3 separate regions of the Mus musculus genome follow, and all the other regions are linked to region 1. Evidence: chromatin contacts called from ENCODE Hi-C or POLR2A ChIA-PET data. All regions are on one chromosome and are shown on one strand. The core of a region is the stretch at or near the end of the contact, and the rest is flanking DNA. Distances in the headings are between cores, read along the strand shown. Region 1 holds the start of Kansl1l (KAT8 regulatory NSL complex subunit 1-like). Region 2 holds the start of Acadl (acyl-Coenzyme A dehydrogenase, long-chain). Region 3 overlaps Kansl1l (KAT8 regulatory NSL complex subunit 1-like).

The links. Hi-C counts contacts between places; a loop is a spot of excess contacts on that map. ChIA-PET counts read pairs that join two places held with the same protein, here RNA polymerase II (POLR2A).
Region 2: a map of gastrocnemius shows a loop between it and region 1 (5-fold over the local background). The contact joins the promoter of Acadl here to the promoter of Kansl1l in region 1. A Hi-C loop is called at or near these places in 8 of 37 maps with a recorded cell type or tissue (adrenal gland, gastrocnemius, heart and 1 more). POLR2A ChIA-PET finds 5 or more read pairs at or near these places in 4 of 5 experiments (Patski and embryonic stem cell).
Region 3: a loop to region 1 is called in a map of gastrocnemius, with 2.3 times the contacts of the local background. The contact joins the enhancer-like site here to the promoter of Kansl1l in region 1. A Hi-C loop is called at or near these places in 5 of 37 maps with a recorded cell type or tissue (gastrocnemius, heart, regulatory T cell and 1 more). POLR2A ChIA-PET finds 5 or more read pairs at or near these places in 1 of 5 experiments (Patski).

What each region holds. Positions count from the first base shown.
Region 1 is chr1:66,816,074-66,819,205 of GRCm38, forward strand. Kansl1l (KAT8 regulatory NSL complex subunit 1-like) reads right to left here and starts at 1,522. Exons shown (of 15, transcript NM_001122738.1): 1 at 1,301-1,522.
Region 2 is chr1:66,861,863-66,864,994 of GRCm38, forward strand. Acadl (acyl-Coenzyme A dehydrogenase, long-chain) reads right to left here and starts at 1,447. Exons shown (of 11, transcript NM_007381.4): 1 at 1,311-1,447. The coding sequence starts at 1,387.
Region 3 is chr1:66,780,841-66,783,972 of GRCm38, forward strand. The region is part of intron 2 of Kansl1l (KAT8 regulatory NSL complex subunit 1-like); the gene reads right to left. All of the region lies in intron 1 of Gm46093 (a long non-coding RNA gene), which reads left to right. It also overlaps the pseudogene Gm15789. Among named protein-coding and RNA genes, the nearest start is that of Kansl1l, 35 kb to the right of the region's middle. Within about 2 kb of position 1,658, at least 1 of the 3 ENCODE cell types and tissues checked has a DNase peak (open chromatin) inside an H3K27ac peak, as active enhancers do; it is gastrocnemius, where a contact is called at or near this core.

The DNA.
Region 1 (3,132 bases), core at 272-2,771:
CACTAACACAAGGCACGTGATCTTCATTACACTCTTTTAAGGCAGGAACTGTATTACGAAACGGTTTTCCAGAGGAAACAGATGTATCAGCAAGGCTGTGACTTGCCCAAGGAAACGGCTAGTTAGCTCTCTGGAAACCGCAGAAATCAACCCCCGGCATTACTAAACAGTCTGCGTTCCACACCTGCGCTTTTCCCCCTCCACTGTCGAATTATTTTTAGAACTACTTCTACCCTCAAATCCTGCCTGTTTTGCCAGCTGTGCTCAGGAACAGTTTCGGGGAAGTTATGTTGCTATCAAACTTGCCCTATCCAATCAGGATTTAAAAACCTTTCTACAAACACAAAGTTAAACTATTAAAGGCGGCGGCGGCGGCCAATCTTTCTTAGTCTCTCCGGCACATTCTGCGTCCAAGCTGGGGGAATCAAAGCCAGAAGGTGACTCCCACAACTCCAGTCTCCCGGGAACCCGCGATGGGAACAGCGAGGACAGGGAACCGCCACCGCGCCTTCTGCGGGGGTACCGAGGACGCCCACGCAGCGCCCGCTCCTCGCAAGGCAGATCCCAACAGCTCCTTCCCCGATTTGGGACCACACAACACCGTCCTGCATTTATTTCTCCTTACCAAACGCTGTTTCTTTTTTTAAAGCTAGCCCTCTCCCCTCTTGGGCACAAGCAGCAACACCAACTCGGACCGGTTACCTTTCAATAAACCACAACACTCCCTTCCACCCCAAACAATTCTAAAGGCCAAATCCATAACGGCCCCAAATAAGAAGAAATTAATGTCGCCGCTGGCCAGCCAAGCTCAGCGTTACGGAAAGCTTCCCACAGAGCGCCCCACACCCCCAGGACAGGCGCCGCTGCTCCAGCCTTGCGGGGGGCGGGGGGGGGGGGAGGGAGAGGGCGTGCCCAAGAAAAACCACGTGTTCCGCCTTCTGCGCACGCGCCAGCCAAAACAAAAGGGAGGCCTGCCAAGCCCCGCCCCATCCCCACGTGACTCGAATCCAGGCCCGCCCCCTGCCCCGCCCTCCCCTCCCCGCCGTGTCTGCCAAGGCTGTTAGGTTTAGCCGTTTAAATTTGGCTGCGGTCCGACCCCTGCCCCAAAGCACGGTCTTGTGCCGGGGCCCGCAGTCCAACGGCAAGCAGGGTTCGGGGTGCAAAGGGGGCTGCCCGGCGGACGCCGAGCCCGCGAGTCCACCCGGCGGTCTTCTCCGCTCTTTCCCGCCCCGCGCCGCCGCCGTCCCCCGCCGAGGAGACCCACCCCCCTCAGCCCGCCGCTGCGACGCCGGCCACTCGCCTGCTGGGGCGCCCTGGCTGCCCTCCGCCGCCGCACCTTCGGTCCGGCCGTGGTGGGGGCCGCCGAGGCGATCTCTAGCTGTCCGCCCGCCTCCCCCCACCCGGGGCGCCGCCGACTCGTCTCCAGAGCGCGCCCCGCTCCCGCCCCGGCTGACGCCGCCGCCGCGGTTTAACAGTCCGCCCGCTGCCCGCAGCTCCGGGCGCTCGGGGGACGGAACCCTACGGCGGAGGGAGGGGAGTGGGGGAGGGCGGGGCCCGGCGCCGGCCAATGGCAGCGGGGGAGGGGCGCGCCATGCAAATGAGACGGGCGGCGGGGAAACCCCGGCGGGGGCGGGGCCCGCGGAAGCCGCTGGGAGCGTTCTGAAAGCAGCCTGAGCGCGGTGGCCGAACTCTGCCGGCTCCCAGTGCGTTCCGCGCCGCCGTTGTCCCGCGCTCTCTCCACCCCGGTGCCAGCCCGCAAAAGTCACCCCGCCGGCCGTGCTGCGGGGCGCTGCGGTTTCTTTAGGTCTGTTACAGGAAAATAAGACCTGGAAACTCCGGGCGGGCAGGGCCGTCCTGGCCAGGCCGAGGGTTAAGCAGCCCTCAACGCTCCAACCTTTTGCTTCTATGGGTCCCAGAGGCTCGATCCCGAGTCATGCTCTGTCGGACCTCTGAGGACCTTAAAATAGGTGGCAGACCTGCCATGGATACATTTGAGTTAGCTTATGATTAAGGAGCTCTGCAGTTAACTCTGAGGTAGCGCAGACCAGCGGGATTTTAATGGAAACAGTTGGCTAGAGACAGAAACATCTCTGCGAGCGAGTCTTGCACCTGGCCCAGCTCGCAGCTCGCAGCTCACCACCGTTAAACGCACCCGGGCATTTCCCCAGGCTTGAACTTGATGCTTGAGAAAAAAACGATAGCCTAAATATAGCTCCTTAGATAATAGATTAGACGCTTTGCTAAGCAGATTTTCACTAGAATGCTGTAGGAAGTGAAAAGGCACTAGAATTTTTAGATCGATATATCACTTCTACCTTATTTATTTGGAAGGGCTTACAGGCAGGAGTGTATAGAATTGAAGTCATAAAGAAGCAATACTTAAGACATTACCAGAGTTGGAAAATTAACTGTTCTTTCTTTTTCTAGTACATGAATAAATAGCTGAAATAATTTTTATGATAAACTGCCTACAGTAGGGAAAATGGTTATAAAAATTACTCAGAACAATAATTGCTCAATATGGGTCAAGGATGGGCAGTCCAGAAAATAGATTTGCCTTCATTCAATTAAAAATCATGGACTAACAGTGTGTTGGAGGAAAAAGTAAACACTGGATATTTGTCATATTTAAAGGGATGGGTAAAACACTTAAAGAATGTGGTAGGGTCTGGAGTGATGGTACAAACCTTTAATCCCAGGCACAGGTGGGCCAGCCTAGTCTAGTGGTTAGGTCCAGGATAATCATAGCGACATACTGAGACTGTGTCTAAACCCAAAACAAAACTGCACAGTGGATGTATAGCCGTTTGAGAAGTCAACGGTGATCAAGCAGTTCTAAGATCCTGTATTCACCTGGGCATTCATTTTAAAGGCTTCACAAAAAAAAAAAAAATGGGAGGAAGGCATGAATAACTTAGAAAGCAGTACCCTTAGGTGGAGATGATATGCATCCAACTATTGGAGCAGAAAACAACACTGTCTCTTACATTGTTAAATCATAGACAAGAGAGGGCGCTTGCCTAGCATGGGTGAAGGAGGCCCTACACTCAGTATCTAGCAGAGTAATGACTGACAAGGAATTCAAATTTAAAGCTGGGGTAATTATGGAGCCTACAGGTTACTTTGTCAAGC
Region 2 (3,132 bases), core at 197-2,696, 46 kb after region 1:
CTCCAGTGTGTGTGGAGGGGGAATTACAGGCCTGGGCCACCGCTTTAAAGCCTCATTTACATAAAAAAAAGTCAGACTAAATGAAATGACCCATTGGCACACTCAGGCCCTGGCAGCTGGATGTAAACGTTCTTGGGCTCAGCCTAGGCCTCGCTCCATAAATGCTGACTCAGACTGCCTTTCAACTGGATCGTTGGCCATTATACTCATAACCCTTTAAGAAACCCGTGACGATAAAACTATAGCTCCTGGCTCACTGACCATTCTCCAATAATCCTCTGTAAGGCAGAGCTTCTTCCCACACTTGAATCAAAATAAGATCATTTGGGGGGTTCTCTAATTAAAAAAATACAGAAATATTATTAACATAAAAAGAAATAAGAAAAGCTAGAACAATAGGAACACACCCTTTCGCAGCATCCAGCAATGAGTCAGCTGGCCTGTCCTTTGCCACCGATGCAGGTGTCTCTGTTCATCTTCAGGGTGCTCTAATTTTAAGAGCGTCAGAACATCACTTCCTCCGGAGAATAGAAAAGCATTCCTATCTTAAAGTCCTCGGAACTTTCCCAAGTCTCCTCCGGATGGATAAGCTTTACCACAGCACTGTATTGTACTTCGCAACAATGTGCTAATTAGCTCATTTAAATGTCCTGCCACCATAATTAACAAAGCTTTACACTTCCAGTCTGCTTTATCCAAGGAATGGATTTTTAGACAGGTAAAACTTGATCTCAGTATAAACACCCCCAAAAGTCTCTAAAGCTCTTGGGAGCTGCCCATTAATCCCTCTACATTTAATTAGTTTAAGGATTTAGTAATAAGTGTACAACTAATTTATCAGATGGGGCCTACGCCTGGACGCCTGAGTCGGGATGATTGAAGTTGCTCTGGTCTTCCGGTCCCCGCCTCCGCACACCAAGTCCCAAGTTCACTGTCAGGTGGCAGTCCCCAGTCTCCGTTCCAACTGGGCTAAAGGTCGCACTACTCGGTGGCAGAGCGCCCAGGGGGTGATCGCTCCCGCTAAAGCTGGGACAACACTTTCAAAGTCAGTTCACGGGACACTGTAGGACGTGGGGCGGGGCCCAGGCCTGGAGCGAGCATTAGGGGTTGCCTTGCCTTTTGGGGCGCGGCGGACCGTGGTGGGGACACCCCGAGTTCTCCACGCCACAGCGGGCAGCCCCGGGTTCCGGAGAGAAGGCCCGGTCCCTTCCTCCGGCCGCGTCGCCCCGGCTTGACCGTAGCGCGTCACACCCCATCCCCAGAGCTCCGCCGCCCCGGCTGCCGGTACCCCAGGCTGTACCCGCACTCACCGGGCGGAGGGCAGCGGGCGTGGCGCCGAGCGGGCGCTCAGGACGCGCAGGGAGCGGAGGAGCAGGCGCGCAGCCATGGCGGGATGGACGGCGGCGGACGGGACTGGCGGGCTCCGCGGCGGGGGCAGGCGGACAGAGGGGCGGCCGGACGGCGGGACGGTGGGGCGGGCCTCGGGGACAGCCAACTGCGGGCCGCAGGGCGGTGCCGCCAGCTCGGGCGGGGTCTGCGCCAGGCTCTGCGCGACGCCCCGTGCGCCCTCCCCTCCCGGCTGCAGGGCTGAGCGAGGGTTCCCTGGAGAGTCGTCCCACCCCCGCACTGAAAGGTGCATGGAGTTAATTTTCTAACTTCGGAAAGCTCTCTGAATGTCGATAAATGTATGAGTACTCACTGTAAAGGATTGTGCTGATTTGGTTTGGGTTTTTTGTTTGTTTTGGTTTTGTTTTTTTCCTTGCAAACGTTTGTAGCTACTCTTTGAAAATAAATAAGTAAGTATATTTGATAACGGAATAACAATTGGTTCAATTCTCCAATAGTACTTGAACTCGCATATGGTTGTTTCCTTTTTTTGTTGTTGTTTTGGTTCAATTCAAGGACATGTATTATTTGGGTTTATGGATTTGATGATTTGTAATGGGAAATGCCTGACAGGTTTTGAACTCTAAAGAATGTGTACATTACATCGATTTCTAAGGAGGCAAGGGGGCCTTTCTAATAACAACAGTTACGGAATCTGAAATAGTGAAAGTGAAAGACATTTTGTGTTAGCAATCAACTACTGACAGCCCACTGAGTAGGACATACAGAAATGTTTCAAAGAAAAGCTTTAGGGTTTCACGGCACCAACAATCTGGAAAACATAGTCTTTTTTTATTTAAAAAAATAATTTTAGATTACATTTCATTCATGTGTGTCGTCTGTCTGTCGTGCACTCATGTGGAGTCCAGAAGTTCCTATCAGATGTCTTCATCAATTGCCCTCCAGGTTTCTCACTGAACCTGGAGTTTATAGATTTGGCTAGCCGGTTTGGTAGTGATCTACCTGTCTTTCTGCTTCCCTAGGGCTATGTTTACAAATGCTCAGAAGAGTCGTTTATTTTCTAGGAGTAACTTGATCTGGTTGGGGGTGGGGCTGTTTGTTTTGTCTTTTTTTTTTTTTCCCCGGGTTTCCTAGTGGCAGAATTAATGCAAATGGTGTGTGTCCTTGCTCTGTTGCATTCTTGCTAAGGCTAACTGGAGGCACGTTTGTTTAAGATCCTGTTCATCTGGTTTATCATGAAGTTATTGTTTCCTTTTATAAAATAAAAACAAACAAGTAGTGTGTGTGTGTGTGTGTGTGTGTGTGTGTGTGTGTGTGTGTGTACACTTATTCCTGGGGATCGGACTCAGGCCTTACACATACATATAAGAAACAAGCTTGTAAGTGTAGGATCAGCTGTATTCTAATGATATGAAAGGTTGAACAATAACCAGGATTTCACAAACCCCTTTGAGCCATATTTCTCTTGTAGGAGTATTACACATATTGCTTGAGAGTTCTACAGGCATGCCTTTTTAGAGGGTATGAGGCAGGGTTTCTTTGTATTGCGCAGACAACTGTCCCAAACTTCTGCACATTTAAACAATCCTCCTGCCTTAGTATCTGAGTAAGTAGGGCTTCTGACATTTGCCACGATGACGAAGGAAGGGCATGCTTTTAGTTATTGAAATGTCAATGGCAGCCTAAACTTGAGCATTAAAAGAAAATTAGGAAAAAGATGTGATGGGGAAATCAGGAAAGCTCTCCAGATGGAAGAAAGGAATCGATGGGCAAAGGAACCTGTCT
Region 3 (3,132 bases), core at 408-2,907, 35 kb before region 1:
CCCATACTTTACTAGGAATAATTAAAAGCCTGTTTGCTGAATGTAAAGGGGGTAAACAAGCTTTTTCATCCAAAGAGCTTCCTTGCTTAGAAACATGTTTTTCACCTAAGACAGATGCAGATACAGCCAACCATTGGACTGAGCCCGGGGAACCCAATGGAAGAGTTAGGGGAAGGGCAGGAGGAGCTGAAGAGGATTGCAACCCCATAGGAAGAACAACAATACCAACTAAGCAGACCTCTCAGAGCTCCCAGGGACTAAACCGTCAATAAAGAGTATACATGGGCTTGCTACATATGTAGTAGAGGTCTGGGCATCAGTGTGAGGGGAGGTGCTCAGTCCTGTGGAGGCTTGATGCCCCAGCAAAGAGGCATGCTAGAGGGGTGACGCAAGAGTAGGTGGGTGGGTGGAGGAACACATTCTTAGAGGGAAAGGGGTGGGGCATGGGTGAGGAGTTCGTGGAAGGGAGACCAGGAAAGAGAGTAACATTTGAAATGTAAACAAATTGATTAATAAACATGTTTTTCTTTAAAATACTGTTGCAAACATAACAGATAACAGGTAAGTTTATAGTCGACTTTTTTTGAAGACAGATTTAAAGTCAAAATATGTCTTATATAAACAACATATATGTTGTAACTGTAGAGTAGACCAATGATGTAACTATAGAGTAGACCAATCAGAATATAGGTTAGGTATATTAGAGAACCTATACGATTTAATCTGTATGTAATTGGTGTATAAGTTTGGGCTGCTAAATCTCTAAGAACAATGGCTCTCTGCATTTCAGAGGTACACAAAACTGAGCTCAAACTACCAGCTGCTGACCACTGGTGGTATTCCTATCTTCAACAAAGAAAAAGGCAAGGACATCTGTACATGGACACCACTTGGGCTGCGTAAAAACAGTACATCTTCCAAATGGTGGCCTATGCCTTACAATTCTATGCTTGCTTGCTTGTAGTCAATGCTTAACTTGTCGGAAATACTACAAGGTTCTTTTCTTAAAATGTTAGTATGGAGGTGTTTGCCTGCATGTATGCATGTATAGCACATCCACACTCAGTACCATGGGAACCCAGGTCACCGGCCCCAGCACTGTACTTACAGAGCTGGGTGCTGAGGGAAAAACCCGGGCCCTCTATAAAAGCAGCATGTGCTCTTAACCCACTGTGCCACCTCGTAAGTTCCAGCCTAAATACTTGAACCTAGAGTCTAGATTCTTGTCTTTGAAGTATAGTTACTGAAATAAGAACTTTCCAGAATGACATCTTAGATTTCCAAGGCTTAAAGAGAGACATGTTTAATGTAATCTTTCCTTTAACACAGGTTTTGTTAGTTCACCATACAGCAAATTGATGACTAATCAAGACACAAGGTCTAGTTGTAAGAAATGAATGTTAAAAAAAAAAAAAAAAGAAAGATTGGTCCTAGAAAAATAAACTGATCAACCTTCTCAACTGGTATTTGCTCACCTAGGACAACCTTTCTACCCTAGAATTGGGTTCCTTTAGATCAGAGGTTAGCAAACTTTATCTCTGCAGACACATATAACAAATGCTTTAGGTTTTGTGGTCAGAGGATCTCTGTAACTATTCAACTCTGCCTTTGAAATATGAGAGTGGCTATAGGCCATACACACCACGGGGTGGCTGTGTTCCAATGTAACTATTTTCAAGACAGGAACTAAATCCCATTTGGTTCATGAGTCTGCTTGCCAACACCTGCTGAAGATTATTTTCTCATATGCACCTTCTGCTTTGCAAAGGATTATGCAGAGTTCCGTTAATAACATGCCTGTGCAAATAGCATGTCCACATTTAACTGGGCTATAGCTTCCTGGTGTAACTTCTTTATCAACTCTAACTTACTGGAAATATTTCATTTCCAATTTACACATGATTCGACAGACAAATGATAAACAGCCTAAAGTATGTGTCTATGTAACATTGCATTCTGAGTAGGTTTTGTTTTATCTTGAAACACTGCCTATGTAACTCAGGCTGATATGTTGTCAGTTATAAGTGGGTTTGAAATTTGTCAAATTACTTTTGATGTTAATTTATTTAAAGTTTGAATGTTAATGATGTGTGTGCTCATGATTAAATTATTATGCCCAATTCTATGTGACATTTGTTATGAATGCTCTGATGGCTAGTGTGAAAGGAGCTGCGTTTCTCCTGCTTTCTTCTATGTTTGTCCAGTGTCAGACTCACGCTAATGCTGGCCTCAGAGTAAACTAGCAAGAATTTTTTCTCTTTTACTCTATCAAAGAGTTTTTAATATAATTGGAATTATTTACACACGTTTCAAAAATAATCAGTGAAAATAGCTAGGCTGGAAATTACATCTGGAAAGATTATCAATTTAATGTTTCTAAATGATATAACATCTATCATGTCTTTTATTTCTTTAGCAATATTTGATAAATTTTGTTATAAATCATAAGACTATTTGGTTCAAATATTTTCATTGATAAGCACATAATCACTCATAATATTCCATTATTGTTTTAGTAATATGACATCTTTAGTTCTATTTTTGGTCATTTTCTTCTAATCATCCTAGATATGTTTATCAACTCTGTCAGAACAAAGACTTGTGGCTTGTTATTCCTTGATTTCTACGGTTTTCTCCCTTTTTATTTCATATTTTATTTGCTACAGGTCTTAGTGAACACAGACCAAAGATTTTATACCATTCTTTCCTACATATACATTCAGAGCCAAACAAATTCCTATCAGCATCACTTCAGTAATTTACTAAATGGAATTAAAATAACAGCATAAATATACAAGGTATGCAATTTGTAATATACATATCTAAAATATTTCGTATCTCGATTTTTTATCACCTATATTATTTGGAAATGTATGCTTTACATATTTTAGATCTAGAATGTTTACCATTTCCTACCAGTCCTTCTTTTTCTGCAGATATGAGTATAAGTCGAATATGATTTTCCTTAGCCTGAACATCTTGTATAAATGTAGTCTGGCCACGCTGCTGACACATAGCTGACCATCTGCCTCCCCACCGACTCTCCCACCAACACCCTGCAGAAATGCTTCACTCCCCACAATTCTTAGACAGTGACCAGTGTCCCACACACTGGCTCCTCCACTCACTCAA